Regions from separate parts of the Mus musculus genome. Here region 1 is linked to region 2. Evidence: chromatin loops called from intact Hi-C (ENCODE). Cell type or tissue: left cerebral cortex. All regions are shown on one strand. Each heading gives the region's core, and the rest is flanking DNA. Links, peaks and the distances in the headings are about the cores only.

Evidence for each region. A loop is a pair of places that touch in the nucleus more often than their neighbours do. Peaks named below come from ENCODE experiments on the same cell type or tissue, not always from the same donor. Only the 100,000 strongest peaks of a DNase experiment are listed, where the experiment ranks them.
Region 1: a loop joins it to region 2, with 2.3 times the contacts of the local background. A loop is called at or near these places in 9 of 42 quality-filtered maps.

What each region holds. Positions count from the first base shown.
Region 1 is chr4:129,055,169-129,060,538 of GRCm38, forward strand. Rnf19b (ring finger protein 19B) reads left to right here and starts at 2,976. Exons shown (of 9, transcript NM_029219.2): 1 at 2,976-3,728. The coding sequence starts at 3,103. 1700086P04Rik (a long non-coding RNA gene) reads right to left here and starts at 2,985. Exons shown (of 2, transcript XR_868180.3): 1 at 2,620-2,985. In left cerebral cortex, for the core only: no CTCF peak of the experiment used is centred there; DNase peaks (open chromatin) are centred at 2,888, 3,490 and 4,190; H3K4me3 peaks cover 2,822 bases; H3K27ac peaks cover 1,255 bases.
Region 2 is chr4:128,990,237-128,995,606 of GRCm38, forward strand. Ak2 (adenylate kinase 2) reads left to right here and starts at 2,988. Exons shown (of 7, transcript NM_016895.4): 1 at 2,988-3,200. The coding sequence starts at 3,108. In left cerebral cortex, for the core only: no CTCF peak of the experiment used is centred there; a DNase peak (open chromatin) is centred at 2,963; H3K4me3 peaks cover 1,548 bases; H3K27ac peaks cover 340 bases.

The DNA of each region.
Region 1 (5,370 bases), core at 292-5,291, 65 kb after region 2:
TGTGTGTAACCCCCAGAAAACTGTGTGCTCCGTCTCTATTATGACTCCAGCTTTTGGCAAAGAGTTGTGTGAAGGAAAAAGAATGACTATTAACCAAATGAGTGAAAACCCATTTCCCCTCATGCCATCTACCTGAGTCACTACTTAGTCTCTAAAGGAGAAAGAGAAGGTGTGGGAGGAACTTGCCTTAGTCTCTTTGTTCACGGGTGATGATCCAGGAGAGAAAACCTTTGGGAAATGGGGCTGCTGCAAAGCCCAGGGGTGTTTAGAAGAGGTCCATTTTCTGCCCAAGTCCTGGGAGTGGCCCTGATGAACTGAGCCTGACTCTGTTTGGGAGTCTGTGCCCAGGACAGACAAACATTTGGACTTCCCAACAAGCTGGGATGCTTTTCATTCATTTTTTATACTCTCTTTCACATCTTTTTTCCTCTATCTTTCTTTCCCTCCTCCCTCTTTCCCTCACTCACTCGCTTTCTTGCTTCAACAGTCTCACGTAGTCCAGGCTGGCCTTGAACTTGGACTTCCCACTGCTGGGGGTTACAGGCATGCACCACTACCCACCAGACAGCAAACTAGAGTCTGACAGCTGCTCCTGTCAGTCGTGGCAGAAAGATTGTTGCCTGCGACACAGCCTACATTTTTCTCCTTTCTCCTACCTGCTCCAGCCTCTCTGGCAGTTGGACTGAGCCTGTGTGACCACTTCTGGCTAACAGTTCTGTGAGAAACTGAGGCGTTTAGTTGTTGATGAACAGCCTCCAGCCCTCTCTCTCTTGTTGGGGCAAACTGAATGTGGAGCTGAGCGTCTGGAGAATCTCTAAGTGTAAAAGAAAAGTTAACAACTGGGTGTGACAGCACGCAACTTTTATCCCAGCTTGTGGGAGGCAGAGGCAGGAGCATCTCTCTTAGATCAGGGCCAGACTGGTCCACACAGTGAGTTCCAGAACAGCCAGAAATTGCCATAGTGGGACACTTGTCTCAAAAAAAAAAAAGAATTTTTTAAGTAAGTAACTTAGCTTGGAGAAGGCAGGCCTTGACTCTCTGACAAACAGTTGATAAAAGCAACAGCAGCAGAGAGGGTTGATTTTGGCTCTCAGTTTGAGTGGACAGGCTGTCATGGAGGAGGAATCTTGGTCACAGGAGGTCCTGCTTACATTGTATCCATAGTCAGGAAGCAGAGAGAGAGAGCTGGTGTTCAGCTTCGTCCTCCTGTCGACTCAGTCCCAGAACCTCTGCCCATGGGACGGTGCCACTATTCACCTTCTTCATTTCAGCTACTGGGAAACCATTCTTACGGACACAAGCAGAGATGTGCCTTTGTGGTGATTCTAAATCCAACCAAATTGATAGCAAAGAGTAACCATCAAGGCAGGTTTCCACGGGTGGGGAAAATATGTCCTGCGTTAAAGCCATCGAGCTATTTAGAATATTTGTTAACACGACAGACAGAGCCTAGCCGAGTGTCATACAGACCCAGCAAGAGCTGGAGCTGGTGACGTGTTCACGGAAGTGTGTTTTAGCTATCTAGCATTAAACCTCTTTTCTTCTTAAGGAAAACTACCCTTCTGCCCTACACACACACACACACACACACACACACACACACACACACACACACACACAAAGTCCTGGTGTTGTCAATTCCAGCCGTCATATTTTTCTGTCCTTCTCTTTCTTGGGTTCTTGGCAGCATTTGTCACAATTGACGGCTGACCACTTCCTCTTGCAAACAAATTGTCTTGGCATCTATGACATCACACCTGCTTGATCATCTATGACATCATACCTTCTTAGGCCACTAGACCCTGTTCTTAGTTTTCATTACCGGACATTTCTTCCAATGGGCTTCGTTTGCTGTGTTGTTGTAATCTCAAAAGTTTAAAGAGTTGCGGATCTGGTTTTAAGTATTGGCCAGGAAAAAAAAATCAAACAACTTACTATGTTCACATATCTGTTCCTACATTGCACGATCCCCACCCCCATCTCCTTAAGGCATGCTAGACAAGTGAATCACTGTAAGCCTTCACTGCCATTCCTTATTAATAACAAGACACTGTTTTTATCTTTAAAGAAAGATGCATCAAGATGATTGTTTTAACCAATGAGATTCAAGCAAAACTGGGCAGAACTTCCTAAGCAGTCTTCTTAAAATAAGACATTTTTCTTCCCACCGTTTGGAATATGGCAGAATGAGGTGAGCTTAAGACAGAAGCTTGAACTGTCGATCTTCGGACATATTTTTCATGGAAAGAAAATTCTCTATCATAAGCCTCCCTCTCTCATTTCTCTAAGCCAAAATCTAATCCTGACCTGGCTTTGCTGCTGTTGAAGGTATTTGCTTTTCTCATCACCAAGCCTAAGGGTCTTTTGTTAGAGGAACTGGGGAAGGGGGACTGAAAGAAACCATTTCTAGAAGCGAAATTGTTGGGCCTCTTTCTACCAACAGTGACTAACCAGAGTACCTGAGAGATACAGCTTAGGAGTAAGTTCACTAGTTGACAGAAAACAGCAAATGCTAGAATGAAAACTCTGGACTCATTCTTGAAGATAGGGGAGCCTGCCTGTCTTATCTAGAAGTGCGGCTCACTTTGAGGATCTTCAATGAGTGACTATATTCCTTACCACTTAATGGCTAGCATCAACAGAAATGTTGGGCGGTGGATCGGCGGGAATCACTACCAGATCAACGCTCGTCTTCTTTTTACAGACGAAATGAAGGCATCCTCATTGAAAAGAAGACCCCTGACTCCTGGACAAGGAACGGAGGGTGGAGCCTGTGCAAAATATGGCTGCGCCGGACCACCTGACCGCAGAAGGCGGGGCTTCGCCGCAGCCTGCAGGCCCCGCCCTCCAGGCCCCGCCCAGCTCCTCTCGCGGGGCCGCGCGGGTTGTGAGGTGTCTGAGGCCGGCGCCTGCGCAGTTGCCCGCGGCGCGCGGGGCGGAGGCTTTATAACCACTTCGTAGCGGCTGGTCGGCTTCTGTCTCTGGGAGGACTGCCGAGGCGGTGGCGGCGGCGGCGGCGGCCGGGGCGCCGGCTGGGAGGGGGCGCTGAGGCGGGAGCTACGGCGGCGCTGGGCGCCCCTGGCTCCTCAGCCTCTGCGGGCCATGGGCTCCGAGAAGGACTCCGAGTCGCCGCGCTCCACCTCGCTCCATGCGGCCGCCCCCGACCCTAAGTGCCGCAGCGGCGGCCGGCGCCGGCGCCTCACCTTCCACAGCGTCTTCTCCGCCTCGGCCCGCGGCCGCCGCGCCCGGACCAAGCCTCAGGCCGAACCGCCGCCCCCGGCTGCGCCGCCGCCGCCGCCGCCGCCCGCTCCGGCCCCGGTTGAGGCTCAGGCCCCGCCGGTGGAAGCTCTGCCCTCCGAGCCCGCTGCCGAGGCTGAGGCGGAGGCCGTGGCTGCCGGGCCGGAGGAGGACGAGGCGGCGGAGGGCGGCGGCGCGGAGGAGGTGGAGTGCCCGCTGTGCCTGGTGCGCCTGCCGCCCGAGCGGGCCCCGCGCCTCCTCAGCTGCCCGCATCGCTCGTGCCGGGACTGCCTCCGCCACTACCTGCGCCTGGAGATCAGCGAGAGCCGCGTGCCCATCAGCTGCCCCGAGTGCAGCGAGCGGCTCAACCCACACGACATCCGTCTGCTGCTGGCCGACCCGCCGCTCATGCACAAGTACGAAGAGTTCATGCTGCGCCGGTACCTGGCCTCGGACCCCGACTGCCGCTGGTGTCCGGCCCCTGACTGCGGGTGAGCGCGGGGGCGTGGCCGCGGGGGTCGTCCCGGGTGCAACGGGTGTCACACACCTTGAGGGAGGAGAGGATGGTGCCCAGCAGGAGGTAGAGGACGGACGATCACGAGTAACCGACCCTCAGACCAGCCTTGCAACCGGTCTGATGGCACTCAGCACCCTATACCTACTTGCTTGAGGTGGCTTGAGGTGGTGGCTGAGTGCTAAGAGAAGGGAACTGTCCATTAAGTCAGAATATCCGGGTGAGCAGGGGTTTTTTTTGTTTTGTTTTGTTTTCTTTCTCTTTGCCCAGGAAGGGAGAGGTGTGTGTATGTGCGTGTTATCGTAATGATTGAGAAGGAATATTTGTTATAGGAGAGAGAATGAAAATGTCCTACTGAAGGGGCCGCGCTTCCGAGGGGTGTGTCCATATGGCTAGGGGCGCACTTAGCAGCAGCATTGCAGAAGGCGTGTTCTTCCACACAACCGCTGCTGAAAGTTGAGATGCAGATGATGAGAGAAGGCAGCTCACTAACAGCTCTAGGGGCACCCTGGGCACTGCGTGCTGTGCTAAGCCACTGGCAGGCACCTTGTGGTTCCTAACGTGCTGCCGAGGGCAAAGTCACAACAGACTTTTTGACCAGAAAAATCAATAGGGCTCAGAGGCGGTGTCTACCCAGAAGTTGATCTGGTGTGAGAAAATGTGTTTGCCTACCTTTTCAGTCTTGAAATCTGTATGACAGTCTTTTTAATGTTCCATGTATGCTTGATTTCAAAGGTCAGTGAGTTAAAATACTCTTTAGAGCAGGAATTACTGATTTCTCTGTCTGAAGCTTTCAGTGGAGGTCCTCCACCCCCTTTCTTTAAAACAAAACAAAACAAAAAACTTGGTTGTCTCTATCATTCCAATATATGAATGGTCAAATGCAGCCAAGAAGGGGCTCTTCAGTGTGATGGGGAGTCAGACTGCCATTACCTGTTCTGTGACCTTGGACAGATTAATTATATTCTTGTGTGTCATGTTTTGGGGGCAGAAGACTCTCGGGCACTTGCAGCGCCTAGTGTAAAGGTAATGCTAGTAAAAAGGTATGTGAACCCTTGCTTCAAAGGATTTAAAGGCTTTTAATTGTAGCCTGTGTATCAAGGCTGAGCTGAGATTCCAGGATGCTGCCATTTGTCTCCCCTTCAGAAGGAACTGTGTACTCAGAAGTGCCAGACTTGTTGGGAAGTGGGTGTGTTTAACCTCACTGAGTTTCTAAATTACTCGGAGATGTGGTCAAAGGTACCCAGATGGCTTTCACTTTCTGTTTATCGAATACCAGGAAGGGCCTCGTGGCCATCTGAAAAGGTCTGCTTGTGTCTGGTGGTCTTACTGGCTTTTGAGAGGTTAATTTATAGAATATTCAAGTTTTGCTGATACTCTTTTTAGTCTATTTTCTGAACCAAAGGGATAGTAGTTTAGGAAAGCACTACCTGATTAATTGCATAATAGTGTATTAACTCCTTATTTAGAAATGAGAGTTTATTTGAATTTTAACAATGAAATGTGACTTCCCTGATCATCTTTTGGGGAAAGCTCCCCAATTGGTTTTTTAAAGTCAACCTGTATCTTCACTCACATCAGCATAAATGGACAGAAATTAATATAAAAGCTTGACAAGA
Region 2 (5,370 bases), core at 124-5,123:
CCTGAAACCCTAGGTTCGGTCCCCAGCAGTGCATGAAAACAGACCTGGCAGTTTAAGACAGGAGGATCAGGAGTTCAAGGTCACTCTCAGCTTATAGCCAGTTAAAGGCCAGCCTGGGATACTTGAGACTATCCCCCCTCACCCCCAAAAAAAAGTCAAAAATAAATGAATAGGGATTGGAGAGATGGCTCAGCAATTAAGAGCACTGACTGCTCTTCCGGAGGTCCTGAGTTCAAATCCCAGCCACCACATGGTGACTCACAACCATCTGTAATGAGATCAGTTGTCTTCTTCTGGCTTGCAGGCAGACGTGCAATAGAGCAGTCATGTACATAAAATAGATAAATAAATCTTTAAAAAAAATAAACAAGTCTTACATTTTGTAATACTTATATGTAACCTTAGTTACTTTCCATTCCGGGGTTAAGGGAGCCCATGACTGGTCAGAATGAGAACAGGGGTTCGTCGTCACCAGTGGGAGGGGATGATAACATGGGATTTGCCCACCCAGAAGGTTCTCCCAGACAAAATGTGCTCGCTCCTCTGAACCCTGTGCTTTCTGGGGTATTAGCTCATGACCCCCCCCCCCCACTGTTTTGTGTTGCTTGCTTGTTTTGCCGTCTTTGAGATAGGGTCTCATATAGACCAGGCTGGCTTTGAATTTGCTACATGGCCCAAAATGGCCTTGAATTTCCTCCTCAGCTTCCCAAATGCTAGAATCATAGGCCTGCATTACTGTACCTGGTTTCTGGTCTCTCTTGTCCCTGACCATGGATGTGTGTGCACATGTGAGTGCAGGTGTGTATGTGTATGCACATTGGTAGAAAGACCAGAGGTTGACTTCTGGTGTCTTCTGCTTATTTCTCTCTACCTTTTGTTTCTAGATTTATTTATTTTACCTTATATGTGTGAGTGTTTTGTCTGCATGTACATGTGTATGTGCACTGCACGTGTGCCTGGTGCCTTTGAGGGTAGGAAAGAACTGCATCAGATCTCCGGAACTGGAGTTACAAAGGGTTGTGACTTCCCATGTGGATGTCGAGAGCCAAACCAACACCCAGTGCTCTTAACCCCTGAATCATCTCTCCTGCCCCTCTACCTTCTCTTTTGAGACAAGACAAGGTTTCTGTAGCCGTGGGCTTTCCCACCTGTACCCCAGTTCCTGAATAACTACTCGGAGGCTTCTTTGTTTATGAATAATTGCCTAGGCCATAGCTTTAGCTTGTCCCCTGACTAGCCTGTCACTTACCCAACCCATTTAAACGCTTCTGAGTTCAGCCACATGGCTACTTTCTTCTCAGTCTCATGAGCCCAGAGTCTGGGCCAAGCATCTTCCACCTCTGACTATCACCCAGAGTTCCCATCTCTTTCCCGGAACTCCCATCTTCTACTTCCTGCCTTTTGTTAAAGGGCCATCTGCTTTTGATTGGCAGGTGATGCTTCCACACAGTACACATCGATTCTCTCTACAGGCCTTCCATTGTATCTGAAGCTCACTCATTAGGCTAGGCTTTCTGCTCAGTGAGCTCCAAGAGTCTGCCGATCTCTACCTCCTCAGGGCTGGGGTTGTAAACAGTTGCTGACGTTACCTGAGTGCCGGGCACCAGAACGCAGGCCCTCACACTTGAGTGCTAGACACCAGTGACTGAACTTTGCCCTGCCCCTTAGTTCACAGTGTTACTTGTAATCCTGTGACCATGTAATTATATAGTGATCAGCTCTTACTTCCGCTTCCGGTCTTAAAAAGGACACAATAAACCCCTGCTTCCTTCAAGGCCACTAAGAGAACCCAACCAGATCAAGCTGGCTCCCATGAAAATCCAGGATGAGCAAGAAGTATGAATGTTAGTTTCTCTTTTTTCATTTGAATTTATTTCTTATTTTCTGTGTGTGAACATATATGTACGCGCAGATATGTGTACCACAGCACACATGTGGAGCTCGGTGGACAACCTGTGGGAGTTGGTTCTCTTCTTTCTTTCATTGGGGGTGGGGTCTTGTTAATCAAACGCAGGTCCTCAGAGTTTGGTGGCAAGTGTCTATACTAGCTGAGCCATCTGGCTAGCTGGTTAACATCATTTACCACTAGGGTGTAGAAAATGGTTGCACTGTGCCTGTGGGGCAAGAATGGTTTCCTAATCACACTTGCACTTACAGTTGAGAAAGGCTCCTTTGGGACAGGATGAAACTTTGACACACCTAAAAGCTGGCGACATCATTGCCTTGTTCAAGACAGGCTCATCTCTCTGGATAAAAACTGTCTTTCTGCTGACTTAAAAGTCAGGAAGGTTGTCTGTGTTCATATATGCATATGTGTTTTATTTTTACAGTCCTGGGGATTGAGCCCAAAACTTCTGTCTCTGTACTATAGCCAGCCCCAGCTATCTTCATTTTCATTTTGGGACAAGGTCTCATTAAACTGCCCAGGCTGGCCTTGAATTCACCGTCGTGGCCTTGACAAGCTTTAAATGTGATCTTCCCAAATAGCCAAAGTTATGGTGCTGTTCAATGGGGGTGTTCTGGAGGGAGAGGGTGTCAGATTACAAACTTGTTGGAATTTACTTAACCAATCTTATTATTAGACATCAACATCTTTGTCAGGAACTCATTACATATTCCTTGTTTCTGCCTTTGAATTCTTGGAAGTGGAATTACTGGTCCAAAGGTTACGTTATTGCCAATTTGTTTCCTGGGAGTGATTTTACCCACTTACACTCTCACAGGCAATTTTACGGGGCTCAAACAGAGACTCTGGAGTTATTAACTGTCAAAGGCCAAACTAGAACTTCACCCGCTCCAGGCTTCCTTCTCGTTTTTCCCGCCCACTCCATACACCAGCCGAGAGCCGCACGCGCTCTGTTGCCCCAGCTCTTCCCAGGCTGGCCCGCCTCTTCCTCGTTCCCAATTCTGCCCAATCGGAAACAGAATTTTCTTAGTCTCGTCGTACGATTGGTAAATGAAAGTGCCCGTCAAGTTCGGGGGCGGGTAGAGAGGGTTGACGGATGCGGCGAGCGACCAGTGTGAGCCCGGAGTAGGATGTACGCTGGCCTGGAAGCGCTAGACCTGTGAGGTGTGCGGCTGGCTGTTGGAGTGAAGCTTTGGAAGACATGGCTCCCAACGTGTTGGCTTCCGAACCGGAGATTCCGAAGGGCATCCGGGCCGTGTTGCTGGGGCCGCCCGGGGCTGGCAAGGGGACGCAGGTGAGTGTCGGTTCCGTGTCGGGCGGTGGAGCCCGAGAAGCTACAAGGTCAGGGCGGTCGGAGAGCCGGAAGCTCCTTTCCCGCCCCGGAGCTGGGTGGTGAGCCCTGGCCTGCAGGGACCCTCGCGGGGTCTCCAGTTGTGGCGCGGTGTTTAGGGGAGGGTCCCAGTCGCAGTAAGGGGGAGGCTGGGTGGAGGTTCTTGGGGGAACCCAGGATCGTGTTAGGGCATCCAGGGACTGTTACTTGAAAATTGTGAAAGGCAGGGCGATCCCCCAGGCTGAAGCTCTGGATCACAGGCCCGAATGGGAGAAAGCTTTGTGACCAAGTCGCCCTCGGAGTTGAGAGCGTATTGCCCTGAGTCAGGGATAATTTCTAGGCATAAGGGGGTGAAACTTTTAATTTTTTTAATGGCTAATGATTAGGGGTACTAAGAAGTCTCCACGTGGGGCAGAGTGGTTACTGGTGTATGCCTATCGAGGCGTTCTGCCAAGAGTGAGGCATGAGCCGCGGGAGCCACCAGTGTTGTTGGGGGTGGGGGGATGGGAGAAAACCTTTCCAGCTGGCCAGAAAACTGGAGGTGAATGTATAGATTCGGTTCATAAGCCACGGGCATCATGGGGGGTTGTGAGTGGGGCAGGGAGTGCTCATGGAGCAGCATGAGATGGCTCTGATGGTTGTAATTGAGCAATTGAGGGCCGCTAACGTGCTAGATCAACAGGTAAGAAAACAGGTGTAGAGGTCCAGTGACTTTTCAAAGTTAGTGAAATCGGTTTCACAGAGGCCTCAAGGATTGCCTTCTGCCCCACTGCAGAGCCTCCCTTGCTTGGCATCTGGGCCATAGATCAGGGCTGGGATTTATGCTGGCACGTAGGGCTTGGAAGCTCATATGGTGGGCCGTTGGTGTCACTTTCTTGCCCAGCCTTTGGCCACAACCACCCACCCCTCAACTCTACCTCCCCATCAGACCCCAAGCTTTGATGATCACTATGCTCTAAAGAGGGAATTCTTTCAAGGTTGCGTTCCCAAGCAAATGAGTGCTGTCCTCCCTCTTCACAGCACTGCTGAGTTTATTGTTATGTTTTTAAAGATACCTCCCCTCTGTCTCCCTCCGTCTCCCTCCCTCCTTCTCTCTCTCTCTGTCACACATAAGGTGGGAGAGTGTGTGTGTGTGTGTGTGTGTGCGCAGGGACGTAGAGAAAGAGTGTGTGGGGACATGCGTGCCGTGATGCATACGTGGAGGTCAGAGTGCAACTTGCTGGAATCATTTTCTTTTTTCTACCATGTGGAGCCCAGGGATCGAACTCGGACCGTCAGACTTGACGGCAAGCTACTTTACCTGTGAACCCATGTCACCTGTGTACCTATGTCACCTGTGTACCCACGTCACCTGTTCTGTTTGCCAAGTTCTCAGTATTTTGGCAAGCAGATCAGCATCTCGGGCTGTACAGTCTACGTATATGTGTGTATATCTGTGCATGTAGAACGCTATGTATGTAACTTCTCAGTGTTTCTACCTAGAAAATGTAAAGCTTACAAAGACATTGGAAGATGATGGCTTTTATATTGAGAGCACCCACACATTCCTAGCTGGTGGCAGGGCGCGTGACAGCTGTGAACGCTGACCACTCAGTGGCATCTCTCTCTGCCCCCAGCTCAGGTGTAGTGCAGCAGCATGAAGCTGATTCATTCAGATCTGGGAGGACCATGTGCCGTGGGCTCATGGAAGGCAGTGCGAGAATCATGGAAGTTGGTCCAAGACGGCTTTGTGCAATGATTAGAAGTTTGGCTTGAAGGATGAATATGGATGCTCATGTCTGTCTGTAGTCCCAGTGACTTAGGCAGGAGGAGACTAAAGTCAAATTTGATGATAGCCCAGCTAAAGTTTAAAGGCTGGCCTGGCTACAGAGTGAGACCCTGTATCTGAGAACACAAAACTAAGAGCTGGGACTTCAGAAAATACAGGGCACTCGCTTAACCTCCGTCCGCTTCCCTTTCCTTATCAGGAGCCATAAAAACACCGGTAGTTGTAGCTTCGTAGTGCGGAACAAAAGTTCACACAAAGCCCACAGAGTGGTAGCCTAGAAGAACGCTCTGCCTGGACACACCCCACACACAAACTCTCCATTGTAAGTTTTAAATACACAGAAGAGGCTAGGCACAAGCTTAGCTA